Linked DNA regions of Homo sapiens: region 1 is linked to region 2. A link is a contact called in ENCODE Hi-C or POLR2A ChIA-PET data. All regions are on one chromosome and are shown on one strand. The core of a region is the stretch at or near the end of the contact, and the rest is flanking DNA. Distances in the headings are between cores, read along the strand shown. Region 1 overlaps PLCL2 (phospholipase C like 2). Region 2 overlaps OXNAD1 (oxidoreductase NAD binding domain containing 1).

Region 1 (7,274 bases), core at 379-2,878, 740 kb after region 2:
ATTGTAAGATTTTCCTTCTGATCCAGTTTTCTAGCTTAACATGTCTCCACAGAAACCACTGAGGAACACATATTCTTAAAGTATTCTTACACACACACACACACACACACACACACACACACACCCCAGATACTAAGCAAGGAACAGTTGAGGAAAGAGTAGCACTTTAGGGGATGGCAGTCTGCTTGAAAGAGACTTAATCACATAGCATCACAGAGCAGCTTTTATCCATTAAGTTGGATATCCATCTCTAAACTCTCTGGGAGGATGACTTTAATAGATTTCAACATGTTGTCAGATGATGTCCTCAGACAAGAAATGATAAATGCTATTAAGCAAGCTACTATGTCATCTGACATACTAACAGTCTGATTTAAAATTGCAAAGTAAGCAAGGAAACAAGAGCTGGGGTGCCATCCAGCCCTATTGGTGAATGAGAAATGGGACCCGGCTGTTAGCATCACTTCAGTTCCTGGGTAGATTTCATTTGAGCCATCACCACCTAGAGAACTGTTAGGGGGCAGTGGTTTAGGGCCATGTATTTGATAGGGTCTCCATGGTTTTACTTTTCTGTTTAGAGCATTTTTATTGTTTTTTAAAGGGGCAAAGGCAGATTGCTAATTTTTCAAACACTTTAGTTCCCTGAATCTGGTAGAAAATATGAATATATCTGAAACCCAAAGCTCAAGAAAAGTTAGGGAACTTCTTTGTAAACCTATGCTTTACGCAAAAGAATACTACTACATTTTTTATAAAACTAAGATATTCGAAGTACTGTAGTCTTTTTTCTTCCTATGCAAAAGTAGAGGAGTTACTTCCTATGTTCCCATCAAATTCCACATCGAATATTGGATTTTGCTCCTGTATAATTTCTTCAAGGCTTATTTTTGATACTTTTTCGATAGTTTCTCTGTGTTTCTGCAGTGGCTGAAGGTGCCTCCTAAGTTCTTTGCTAAGTTCTTCTCTCTGTCAAGGACCCTTACAGGAAATTTAAAAAAAAGAAAGAAAGAAAGAAAAGGATTTTATGTATCTTTAAAATTCTGTTAGTGCTCTGGAGATAATATACACAGTTCTTTTGGTCAACTGGCAGTTTCCAAAGCTGCGAGGAAGCACTTAGCTTCCTTATCCCCATTTATTCAGTAAACTTTTTGTCATTACTAGACTTTGAATAAATAAACTTTAATTGAGTGGAGGAGGCAATGCTGGCTGACTTCTCATTTCTGTGGCCCTAATTCTAGTTGAGCCTTTAATCACCTTATGCTGTATGGCAGAGTTTGAGTTCAAGCTTCATACTCATCCCAGGTGAAAAAGAAAATGTAACTTTCTTACCTCTCTTATGAGGGAGGTAGATGTCCCTGGATTTTAATTCTGTTGGTAAACTTCATCTATTGCATTCATTACGTTATTCGTTTTGGACTGTAAATGCTAAGCTCTTTAGGTAAAATGCTCAGTCTCTCTGACTTTCTCTCTTTCCCCCTCTTCCTTCACAAAGTGGCCAGTGGTTGCTTGGAGAGGGTGTGGTTGCAAACCCTTCTTTTTGTGTTCTTGGCAAAGAATGTCTAAACATCTAAAGCCACCATCCTCTCCTCCACTTTCTATTCACCTCGAGGTGGGTACATAGTGGGGGGATTTCCCAGCTCCAACATGAGTCACTCAATACTGCAAGAGGCGTTATTTCCTCCTCTCTGTTCTCTCGTCAAGAAAGCTGCAAGAGCCAGCTCCTTTCCTCCTGCCTCAGAGCTGCAATTCCCTTGGCTCAACCTTTGTATTTGGAAGGAAGTCTCCTCCACCTTAGGGGATAACACTCTGTGATCTACGGGTTGTTTCCCCATGATATGGTTTGGCTGTGTCCCCACCCAAATCTCAACTTGAATTGTATCTCCCAGAATTCCCCCGTGTTGTGGGAGGGACCCAGGGGGAGGTAGTTGAATCATGGGGGCCAGTCTTTCCTGTGCTATTCTTGTGATAGTGAATAAGTCTCATGAAACCTGATGGGTTTATCAGGGATTTCCACTTTGCTTCTTTCTTATTCTCTCTTGCCACCACCATGTAAGAAATGCCTTTCACCTTCTGCCATGATTGTGAGACCTCCCCAGCCATGTGGAACTGTAAGTCATATTAATCCTCCTTTTATTCCCAGTCTCGGGTATGTCTTTATCAGCAGCATGAAAACAGACTAATACACTCGATATGTTGAAATAATTTAGAACATAGTTTGATAAATCCTGATTTTCAAGTCTATCATTTTGGTGGGAACCTGAGCAAAAATCTAATTTGACCTTTAAAACTGACAAATGTCTCTGTGTTCATAAGATAGTTGCTCCTCATCCAAGCTCTGAAACTTGTCCTTTGAATAGGTGGAAAGCTCCAGGGAAAACATGATTCATTAACTATGGCAGCATCTGTGAAAAGAAATAACTTATTGACACCATCCCCATCACACTTGTGAGACTGTTGAAGCCACCCAGCCTGCAGCCTTTCCCTCTCTGCTGCAGTTCATCCTCTGGTTTGCCTTAAAGACATTCTTCCTGAAATATCTCCCAGAGAAAGGCCTAGGTATTTCTGGGAGGGTCCAAGAGGTAGAGTTAGAAGTATGATGTGATAACTTTAAGAACTAAGCCAGCTGGAAGGATTATATTGTGATCATCAAGAACAGTGGAGCCAAATTGCTCTGTTACCTTGACTATTTTTGTTAGGTGAATAACATTTTTTCGTAGAGCATCCTGGAAAAGTGGCATCCCTTTGGTGTGTTGAGATTGATGAAGAATTTGAGTTAAGCCTAATAATTGCCAAGAGAGAGAAAAAGGAGGGTGAAGTGTGAGAGGAATATCTTTAAGAACATACACTTCATGTCTATTTTCTTCTAGCAATTGAATCTTTCCAGCATCAAGATTTTTTATTTACTGTTGAAACGTGCATCAAACACTACTGGCAATAGTATAAAGCCCTTTTTAAAAAAAGTTTTTATAGCATCTAGGATCTGTGCAGTATCTTAAATTGTGTAATTATTTTTGTAGTATGCACAGAATAGTATTGTCTCTACATTCAGTTTTGTGGATTGTGATTGTCCTCTTTGTGGAAATTCAAACAGAAAAGCAATGATCAAAGAAACAAAGAGCTTAATTGGCTTTCCATGTGTGGTAATTTGTATGTCTTTATGCAGTTTGTGAGTTCCAAATCTTTTCAGATTGACGAAAATGAAGACTAGCTGACCTAGAACATGTGACTCATAGCTCATTAATGCATTCAGCCTCCTTCTCCCTTTGAGCTGGGAGCCTCCTGCTCCCTATTACTTGGGACCCAGAGGAGACCCATGTTGCTCCTTGATCCTTCAATCTGTGCTGTGGGCACAGAGGCGGCTGTGCCAGCTTGTGCTGGCTACTTTGAAAGAAAAACAGATGTGTTCATCTTCATCCATATGTTTATGGAGACTAGTGATAGAAACCTGGGCGCTTCATGAGTGTGGGCCCCGTTTGAAACCCCAAGTACTCCTTGAGCCACACCCTATTGGAGGGCACGGGATATACACCTTTACTGTTGAATTTAATTAGTTGTCCTAATGGTGGCAACTTCTGACCAGGTAGGATGATGTGAAGCCTGTCGTGGTTGTTCACTGCACCTGTGAATGAAGATGGAACATATTCAGGTTAGAGTTTAGAAAGTGTGTAAAGTTGCAGTGATAATATAATTTTATTGTTTAGAATCCTTATGTTCTTGATATCCTTCCTTGGCTCTATAAATGCAAGATCCATTCTTCAGGAATTAATTCAATCTATTGCCACCCATTCTTATGTAGTTTAGAGAGGTATATACTTTTTTATGGAGAAATTTGTCAGTGTTACATGTCCAGTGGAGTTGAGTTGGGAAGACTGAAGTTATATCAGTCACTTCAATCAAATTGTTAGTGGTGAGACATGGGTTTGTTTGTAAGTGCCATGATGAGCTGCTCTATATTTGTGGACATGAGCTTTTGGGATGTACAATCACATTTTATAAGAAAAAATGGAATAATTTGGATGGAATATACTTTATAAAATGAAGCTATTGAAATAACCAGTTTATATGAGAAATCAGATATTTCAGAATTGTTTTGTAAATGTGATTGTTGACACCTACTTGGGCCACCTTCTGGCAGTAAGGTGTGCTAATTTCTGACCCTTTTTTCTGTCTGTTATGTCCCTGGTCATGAGCTGGAAAAAAATTCTAAGGTGTTTCTTCACAACCTTCTGAATAATGAGGTAATGATTTTTCTCCACAGCTGATGTATTTCTATAAATAAAGTTTGACATTTCATAAGCTTTGAAGCTCATATTTTGTTGTTACGTTACATTTGACCTCATGTTCATAAGAGATACAATTCAGCATTGCCTCTCATTTTCACATGAGTGGGAAGACTCACCGTCACCCTCACCAAACCTCTCAGAGCAGCGCACGTGTCTGGAGGGTGAGTCCCTTCTGCACAGTAACTGCTCTGTCAGTGGGGACTGTGGGAACTGTCACTCGTTAGTTTATTTAACAGCTCCTGTTTTTCATTCTCTTCACTTCTATTCCCCCAGATTGCTGTGAAATAATTAATGCCACTCACCCCACCAAAATAACCACTTTTAATACCAGTAAGCTGATTTTACTACCAGACGAATTTATCAGGAATAAAAATAGCATTTAATAATGGTTTTAAGCCTTTTCTAACTTAATTAGGGCATTTAAAATTCTGAGCCATAAGAAAATTACTCTCACACAGTGGGTAGACAACATGATGTGTTAAGAGTCAAGTTTAACTCTACAAGCTTAATTACCAATTAGCTGAAAACTAACATGTTAAGGAGTTTAAAACATTTGTTTCCCTACCACATTAGTATTAGTCAGATGTTTAGGGCTAAATGTTAGGGATTTTTATATGGAGATTTTATGTGAGATTATTCATCTACCTACAGAAATATTTAATTCAGATATTTTCTTTGAAATCAATGTTGATCATTCTAGTTTTCTTTGTAGTTATATTCTGACACTGGACAGACATCAGATGGGGCCATACCATCATTTATGTAATTCTGCGGCATGAAATAACTTTAGCTTTTAAATCACTTATCTGGGACAGATTACTCATGCTGTAATCCCAGCACTTTGGGAGGCCGAGGCAGACTTAATCTAGGAGTTTGAGACCAGCCTGGCCGACATGGTGAAACCCCATCTCTACTAAAATTCACAAATTAGCCAGGCATGATGGTGCATGCCTTTAGTCCCAGCTGCTCAGGAGGCTGAGGTGGGAGGATCACTTGAACCCAGGAGGCAGAGGTTGCAGTGAGCTGAGATCACACCACTACACTCCAGTCTGGGTGACAGACTGAGACCCTGTCTCAAAAAATAAATAAATAAATAGATCGTTTATCTTGTATTAGAAAAAAAAACAAAACAAAATAAATTCTATCTTTGTGAATAGAAACAGCTATTTCATTATTTAGCTAAATATAACTGGGATGGTACGAATTTTAAGCTGTTTTCCTAAAACTAAGCCCTGTCTTTATTGTTAAACGTTAGAATTCTCCATAGCCAAAATTTTTTGTCCAACATATATCGTAATATGTGTTTATTCTTTTAAAATACCAACTACACTTGATTTTTCATGTTCTTTCCTAAAAAGTGCATGTCGCATATCAAACTATATTATCTCAAGTACTTTGAGTCCAGTTTTACCAAGTGATGCATCATGTAACATTTTAGAGGAGGAGCTGAGAAACACATGTTTCTGTATAGTCTGAAAGCTGAGAATGGTTTTTACATTTTTAATTTATTGGAAAAATAAAAAATAATATCTTGTGATATGAAAGTCATATGAACTTCAAATTTTGCTCTCCATAAATGAAGTGTTTTTGGAGAACAACCACCTCCATTAAATACTATCAATGACTGCTTTCTCACTACAGTGGCAAAGTTGAGTAGGGTAGTTGCGACAGAAACTAAGCCTAAGCCTAGCAGCCTACAATGTTTACTGTCTGGCTCTGTACAGAACAAATTTGCCAACACTTCCAAAAGTGGATTGGGTAAAAGTCCTTAGGGTATTTTGATACAGTGATTTTCAAAGTCACCTTTGCCAACCTAAATTATGACTTTCTCTTTCTTTCTTTTCTCTTTTTCCTTTCTTTCTTTTCTTCCTTCCTTTCCTTTAAAATGTACTCACTGCATTTTGAGTTTTGATACATAAGAATGGGATTCTAATCGTTAACCTGGAGGAAGGAGGAGACTGTTATCGTTGCCTGAGCACTCCTCTGCTGGAAAAAGCAATGAGCCTGAATATGGTTCTACTAATTGTTACGGTCAGAAACCTAAAGAAACAAGAGGTGGAAACTAAAAGAGGAAAAAGCCAGTGGAAATTAACGTTTGCTCTGATTTTAATAGCGCCCGTGAGGCAAGCATGCTACGTCAGTGGGAAGTGGTGACAATCCACCTGAGCTGTGTGCTATAACTCAATAACATTTGTAACTAATTTAACCTCACATATATTTAGTGTTTATGTATAACCATGGTTGTGCTGCTTGGTAATGAGGCATTAAAAATGAGCCAGTCCAAGAATTGAGTTTAAATAGTACTCCTTCTCTCAGCCAAATCAAGCATTTCTTGCTGAGGGGCTGAAGGGCTGGGTGGAGAGAAGGGAATTGGGTAGAGTTAGTGAGCAGCTCTGCATCGTCTCTGAAAACCCCTCATTTCCTCTCACCCTTTCCTAAGGCGAGGAGGAGGACTTTCTCTCAAACTGTAAAATCCAGGCTGTGCTAACCACACTCAGTTTAAAGGAAGGGATTATAAAAGTGCTTGAGGTGGAGACTAATCCCATGAAACCCTCTCCCACCTGAGGAATGGGAAAGATGCTCTGAAGCCTCTGGATTCCCACACCTTACTGTTGTTTATGCTATTCACCTCCTTCTTATACTCGTCACAACTTATAATTATACATTCATTAGCTTGATCCTTTTTTTTTTCTTTTTTTTTTTGAGACAGGGTTTCACTCCTGTCACCCAGGCTGGATTGCAGTGACGAACTGTTGACTCACTGCAGCCTCTGCCTCCTGGGCTCAAACAATTCTCCTGCCTCAGCCTCCTGAGTAGTTGGGACTACAGGCACGCACCAGCATGCCCGGCTCATTTTGTTGTTTTGTTTTTTTGCAGAGGTGGGGTTTTGCCATGTTGCTCAGGCTGGTCTTGAACTTCTGAGCTCAAACAATCCACTCACCTCAGCCTCCCAAAGTGCTGGGAATTCCTTTTTTAAAAGTACCTCTCTTC
Region 2 (7,023 bases), core at 797-3,296:
TGTAAACAAATGCTAATTAATTTTAATTAAGACAATGAAATACAGTCATGTGTTGCCTGCTGACGGGGATGTTTTGATAAATGTGTCATTAGCTGATTGTCATTGTGCAGACATAGAGTGTACTTAAACAAACCTGGAGGGGATAGCCTACTACACACTTAGGCTAAATGGTATAGCCTATTGTTCCTAGAGGACAAACCTATATGCATGTTACTGTACTGAATATTTCAGGCGTTTGTAACACAATATTTGTGTGTCTAAACATAGAAAAATAGTAAAAATCTGGTATTATGGGATCACCTTGTATATGTGCTTTGTCGTTGACCAAAATGTCGTTGCACAGCACATGACTGTACATTATAACCAACATTAATGAGTTCTGTGGGCCAGCAGCATTGTAAGTACTTTTGTCAGTATTATCTCATTTAATCCTCCCAGCAACCCTATGAGGTATAGGTGGTATTATTCTCATTTTATAGCTGAGGAGGGCTAGGTAACTTGCCCAGAGTCACACAGCTGGTAAGCGGTAGAGCCAGGACTAAATACCAGGCAGTCCAGCTGCAGAGCCCATGCTGTTAACAGCCATATTCTGCTGCTTACTTTATTTTGTTGCTGAATTGCTTTGAATTGCAAATGGCATTAGATGTAATCTTTGATGAAACAGGAATGTACTAAAGGGAGGAAAATTGAACATGAAGGAAAGGGCTGGTGGTTGCTGATGGAGCAGTGTTTCTGAGAGAGTAGGCAGGACTAGGACCAAGAGTGCAGGTAGAGGGTCAGTAATGGAAAATTACCCCAGTTGATTTTTAGGAGAGGAGCAAGAGAGGGTTGACAAAAATATGGAGAAAGAAAGGTTAGGTATTTTGCAGGAGGGAGAGAAAGGTAGATAATACTAGAAGATACTTTGAGGTGGTGAGAGAGACCACCATCCATCATGAGAATTATCCAGTGGATTTTTGAAAATGGTCTCCACTAATAGTTTGATGAGATTTAGTAGTCCTATTGGAGTAGAGGGCCTGCATGAGCTAGCATTAGGATGGGACGTTCATTGACCTTGACAGATTTCCAAAGCACCCTTTGGTGGAGCTGTGAAGGTCACACTTTCCAAGGAGAGGGCTATATTTTGGTTAGTTGCTGATTTGCTGCCACAAGTAAAGATGAACAGACATAGAAGGTTGAGGAAGGAAAGAGTCATGTTGTCTTTTTTCTTTGCTTGTGAAGATGTCCCAGGCTTACAGGACAAAGAAACACAAAGCAGATGAAAGAATAAAGGAAATAGATACCTTTTGAATTTGAGGGGTGTTGAGCCATGAATGGCACATACCTGCATAGCTCCCGAGTCAAACCTATTCAAGGCTTTCCAGAAATCAGATACATCATGTAAAAATAGTGCTTCTCAAATTATCTGTAGGGAAGGGCTCTTTTTATTGTTAAGATTGTGATCTGTTTCCATTTTATAAAATATCGTGTGATAAAAAATGAATTTGAAAATTAATTAAAAACAAAGACATGAAGAATGCAAACCCATTTTGTTTTCTGTTACTAGACTCAATAGGCACAAGATTGTTCTGTGAAATTGTTAAAAGTTTCTAAGTGCCTGCTTTTGATTTCTGAAATTAGCTCTTTGTGGGCTCCTTACACCCCCAGAAGCAAGAGTGGGCCTCACTTTGCCCAGTGCTGATGGAGAATTTAACGGCAGCTCCTTGATAAGACCCTGGCTTGTTTACAGAGTTCCAATTCCCTGAGCTCTTCCCAGAGTGCCTAGCCCAGTGCACAGCACATTGTGGATACTCATCAGATAAATGCCGGTTAAAAGATCCCTTGAATAGATGATTTTTGAATGTAGGATAAAATTAAATTAGTATGATAGCAAGTCTCTCAAAAAAAAGTTAATTAAAATGTATTCACATGGTGGTAGGCTGAACTAAAGCAAAGTGTGTTTTACCTTGTTTGGCAATTTTCAAAAACCACATCTTTGTAGGTTTCAAAAACCTTAGTTCTCAGGATGCCACCATTTGTCCCTTGTGCTGTGTACGCACTAACCTCAGCCACAGTTCATCTTTTGGTTTTAGATTGTGTCAGCAGCTAAGGTGTGTGGAGCTGCCAGTGAGTCACCGTCAGTGAAGAGCCTCCGCTTGCTTGTTGCTGATCAAGACTTTTCCTTTAAAGCTGGCCAGTGGTAAGTGACTTTTCTGTGTTCCATGTATGTATGTTCAAGAAGGTGCCATCAGATAGAAGGTATTATTTTTTCTCCTGGAAAAGGCTAGCCATTCCCTTGAGGAAGAGGAATTCTAAATCATATCTGCTCAGGGTGAGCCTTTGTTGGCACAGAGGATCTGATTCCTTTTCTGGCCTCAGAGCCCACTTGGGTTTTGAGCCCGTGGCTCCCTCAGTCGTATATGAAAATTGCTGTCTTGTGTTTTCCACATTCAAACAAAGCTAGTTCTGGCCCATGGAACTGACAGCTCTGATAATTAGACTCTTCAGGAATGGTTGCTAACAGAATGCACTTCAGTAATCTAATCTCCTTGAGTTACGTGTTGCAGGAGATTCATAGGTTTTTTAAAAGTAGTCTTCTTCGTGTCCAATGCAGAGTAAACAAAGTATCCTGAAGAGAAGAGGAACTAGTGATGTCATCACAGGGCTCACTACCCTCTTGACTGAATTTGTCTATCATATGTACCTTATTTGGGTTGAATTTAAATACTTTGCCTAATTTGTTATCAGGATTCCCCAGTCAGGCCCAGCTCCCCAGAACCCCCACACAAATCATAAGTCTGTCCCATTTGACTCGGGACTGATCAGCATGCTGACTGGGTAACATTTCCTCCGAATGGGGCCTCCCTGAGCTTCAATTCAAGTTCAATTGTAAGGAAAGCAACTTGAATTTCCCTAGGAAAGGTGTGTTTGGGTGTGTGTGTCCTTTATTTTAATAAAGCATTCATTTCTAAATGGATTTCTGGCATGTCAGTCTTGATAGTGTTTCTTAGGAGTCACTTGACTAATTTTGGCAGTCCATCTGGAAATGTGGTTTTGTTAGAAGGAGGATGTGTGATAATAGCAAGTGTGATAATAGCAAGAGTTAGCAGTCTTGTGTGTTAATAGTTTGCCTTTGAATTTAGAACTAGAAAACAAGATGCTGATTGCAATAATTTGGGTTTGTGAAGCAATTTACTGCAATCTTTGCACATGTTCGATGATACACATTAAATGCATTTTGCCTGTTTTAGGGGGCGGGCAACATATTTACCCTTCAAAAATGGTTTAGCAGTCATTATATTGAAAAGTGGAAACTTTAATTGTAATGATCTGTTTTCCATATTTCCTTTCTGTGGAAATGTTTGTGTCCTGTGCAAAGCACTGTCTCCGTGCCTTCAACTCTGAATCCTGCCAAGACTCAGACCCAGCCTCCTGGTTAGGAAAAGCCTGTGCATTGGTTATTGTGCTGCCACCGTGGTGTGCCTGCAAGTGTAATGCACTTGCTAACCTCAGTTACCTGATAAGAAAATGTCCTCATTCCCTAGTGATATTTGTAGAAATAGAGTCCTACTGTGATTCTCAAGATGAAATGATTTGGGATTGGTGTCATGTATACCATCCCAATGAATGGATTTGGCCATTTCACTGAATTTAGGCCTGGTTTTCGTATGTGCCTGTCAGACTTCTTCGGAGGTCGGACTTGGCGGGTAAGGATCACTGGCTGGTAGTGTGTGACGCTTTCCCTCCCAGGTGTTGATCAGCATTCATTCCAGGCCCCTGGGCCCTCCTCTTTCAACAAATTTTACCCTTACCATTGATTTATGGTTCTAGGGGTTGTGAGTTCCTTTTGATATTTGACCTTATGGTCACAGAATGGCCATTTTGCTGAGGTTGGCGGTGTCTGTCCCTTCCATGCTGTTGCTTGAATGGCTTTGTGCTCTAGGCTGTCTCAGACCATCAGCTTGGTAGTAACAGCCATGTGGTACTTTGGAGAAGAGGGCAAGGATTAGGGATAGGAAGTGAGGATGTGGCTGCCATGCAGTTTGTGTAGGTAGGATTATCAGACTGGAGAGCTGCTAGAAATCAAGGAGAGGGTTGCTGTTGGGCTTATCTTTGGGGTAAGAGATTGGGCCGTGATTCCACATCTCTGAATTTTTGACCAGTGGCTTCCTCTGACACCTACCAAACTCTGAGAATGAGGTTCCAGGCACAACTCTAACTAAATAAATGAATGTTGTCTGTGACTAGCTGGAGCTTTGGCCACAGATCCCCATGTAGACACCTTCAGCATAGATCAGATATAGGCCTCAAGGGGCTCTTTTTGCACTACACTGTATTCTTACTGGGCCTTGCAGAGAGGGCTGGTTCCTGTAGCAATAAACCAGTTCCAAGAACTGTAGCAATCCAATCCCGAGAGAAAGGCCAAAGGCAGAACCACCTCAAAACATCTCTCACATGAGCAGGGTTGAACTTCTTGGTTCATCTTACTAGTAGGCCTACCACTTGCTAGCTCCTTGGTGAGGCCTGCCCTTGACCAGAATTCCTCCTCCCTTGGGGTGGAAAGCTTGGCACTCACTCTTGGGTCTGGAGCATGCCACCACTGGTCCTCACACAGTGTGCAGCTGCCCTGAGTTTCTAGATTCACATTTGGCTGTGGTGCTCACTGCCTGCCTCTGGCATTGGTTATGCTACTGTGGGTAGCAGTGTATTGTCGCCTAGTGCCCTGGAGACTGCTCAGCTCACATGCTTGCTTTCTACCAGCCAGCTCTGTGATGTGGTCAGTTTCCTTATTTGTCTGGGCTTCAGTTCTCATATCTTCAAAGAGGGAGCAGTAGTATTCCTACGTTTTGGGATATTTAAAGTGTTTAGCATAATGCCTACTGTTAACTTCATTTGTTTGATTTTAGCTTTTGTTATTGCTAATAAGTATTTCATTCAGTTAGATCATATGTGCTGATAAGGCCCAGGGGACAGATTCCAATTCTTATCTCCTTGGTCAGTTTCCCTGCACTGAAGCTGTTGATTGGAAGAGTGGCAGGCCAGGCAGGAGTGGGGGCTTATCACCACCATGTCACCACTGATGCCCCAGTCAGTACTCAATCCACACTTGGCTGGGTATAGCTTGCCTCCTGAGGGGAAGTAAGGCCAAAGCATTTTCACAGAGTGGAGGGAATTCCTGGTCCTAGTGTGTCTGACTTTCTACAAGATAACATAAGTTTAGATGCTAGAAAGCAACTTTGAGCCCTGCTGAGAGAAAGAGGACACCAAGAAGAAACACTGGAGGAGCAAGATTAGAGAAATAAGACTTTATACCTACCCTTGAGCAGGGCTGCCACACTGTAGATAGATAATATCCTTGCAACCTACACAAGCATGTGTGGCAGCCCTGATTCTCACAGGACTGCACATAACATAGCACTGTATTCCTTGGCATCTTTTTCAAACTGTGTCCTCCCCCATTACTCATCTGGTAAGCATTGTGTGTCTTTTAAGACTGTTTAAAGGGCATCTCTTCTGTGAAGTCTTTCTTAATTCCTGTACTCCTGGTAGAATTGACTCCTCCTTCCTCTGCCTTGCCTCGCTACGCTAAGCAGATTTTATCATTGCCCATTTAATTGTATGTATTTGTTAATTTTCCTCCTCTTAGAGTGGGTTCATTGAGGGCAGCAACTAAGACATATGTGCATCTTTGTACCTCCAGCAAGTACCACAGTGCCTGTATATGGTAGGCAGGTGCTCTCTTAGATGTTTGCATTAAGTGAATGAGTGAGGGGCTCTGAGAACTGTAGGCAAGGACTAAAGAGTTCTGGGATCTCATAGTATAGCTGCTGTGTGCTTGGCACTGGGGCTCCCTTTGTGGACAGGACCTGGCTGCCTGGTGTGTCATGGTTGGATGTGGACATCCACTGCTTCACCGCGCACCTAGGCTCCTTCTGCATACACTCACTCATTGGGTATATAGTAAGGGCTTTAACTCATGGCTCCAAGAGTGCTCATCCTGCAAAGGACATTTTTAAAGGTGTGTGTTTAAGGTATAATTCTTTCTTGGACAGATGTTTTATGAAATATGTATTGTGCATATTTTCTTAAATCCATTCAGATGAAGTTTTTATGTAACTTAAATTCTTCTGTATTTTTTAATGAAGGAGTCCTTTTTTTCCAAAGGTAGCTTTCCAGAGTTACTAGAGAAGAGGGTTGGTTCCCTTTCATTCAACTGAGAGAATGGCCTTCATCAGCATTGAGCAGCAGAGGGCACTGTAGTTCAGGAGATGAAGCAGCAAAAGTAGCTTATTAATGTATTTATTTTTTAAACATGGAAATAATGGAGATTTTTGTATACCTCCTCTGTGATAGCATATAGCAACTGTGTTAACAAATGCTAACGATAGTCTTTTAAATTTTTATCTTGTCAGAAATGAAAAGAAAGTTAAAGTACTCATGGAAAAGAGTCAAGTGAAAATAGGTTAAAGTTGGCCAAAGACCTTTTCTGGAGCACTTCCAATCCAGAACTGGTTTTTAAACACTTATAATAAATGACTGGAAATGTAAGGCCATAGACTGCAGGAGAATATTTTTTTAAGGTCATAGATCAGATTAGAGAACATCTTTTGCTTTTCTTTTAGGCCTGTATGTAGGTAAGCAACTGGGGAAGGATGATACTTTTTGCTCTTGTGATGGCTGTGAAACACCTAGATTGGATGTTTATGTTTCCCAGATATGGGGATGAGAATTTTTTGTGGTTCTGTGTTCCAATACATTTTTCTTGGTATGTGACTAGGTTTATTGCATTTCCTAGAATCCTCACCAAAAAAGGGTTTCTGTGGCATAGAATTATTGAAAGCTTGAAACCCAGGAGTTCTAGACTACAGGATGTGGTTAGAAGAAAAGAAGGAAACGTTAAGACTTGTGTAACTCAGAGGCCATATCGGCCTATTAAGTCTGTCAAATACTAGTGGGAGAGTTTTTGTTGCTTTTCTTGACCCTTTTTTCATACTTTTTAAAACTTAAAAAGACTGTTATGTTGAGATATATTCATATAAAATT

What was found. Hi-C counts contacts between places; a loop is a spot of excess contacts on that map. ChIA-PET counts read pairs that join two places held with the same protein, here RNA polymerase II (POLR2A). Pooled maps may share reads with other maps.
Region 1: a loop to region 2 is called in a pooled map, with 2.7 times the contacts of the local background. The contact joins two enhancer-like sites. A Hi-C loop is called at or near these places in 2 of 168 maps with a recorded cell type or tissue (PC-9 and Right ventricle myocardium superior) and 11 of 50 pooled maps. POLR2A ChIA-PET finds 5 or more read pairs at or near these places in 2 of 52 experiments (BJ and activated T-cell).

The regions. Positions count from the first base shown.
Region 1 is chr3:17,021,508-17,028,781 of GRCh38, forward strand. The region is part of intron 3 of PLCL2 (phospholipase C like 2); the gene reads left to right. Among named protein-coding and RNA genes, the nearest start is that of PLCL2-AS1, 29 kb to the right of the region's middle. RefSeq lists enhancers at 1,523-1,742, 1,813-1,892. Within about 2 kb of position 1,629, at least 3 of the 41 ENCODE cell types and tissues checked have a DNase peak (open chromatin) inside an H3K27ac peak, as active enhancers do.
Region 2 is chr3:16,284,270-16,291,292 of GRCh38, forward strand. It overlaps OXNAD1 (oxidoreductase NAD binding domain containing 1), which reads left to right. Exons shown (of 9, transcript NM_138381.5): 5 at 2,073-2,179. Among named protein-coding and RNA genes, the nearest start is that of OXNAD1, 23 kb to the left of the region's middle. RefSeq lists a silencer at 1,992-2,131. Within about 2 kb of position 2,047, at least 5 of the 41 ENCODE cell types and tissues checked have a DNase peak (open chromatin) inside an H3K27ac peak, as active enhancers do.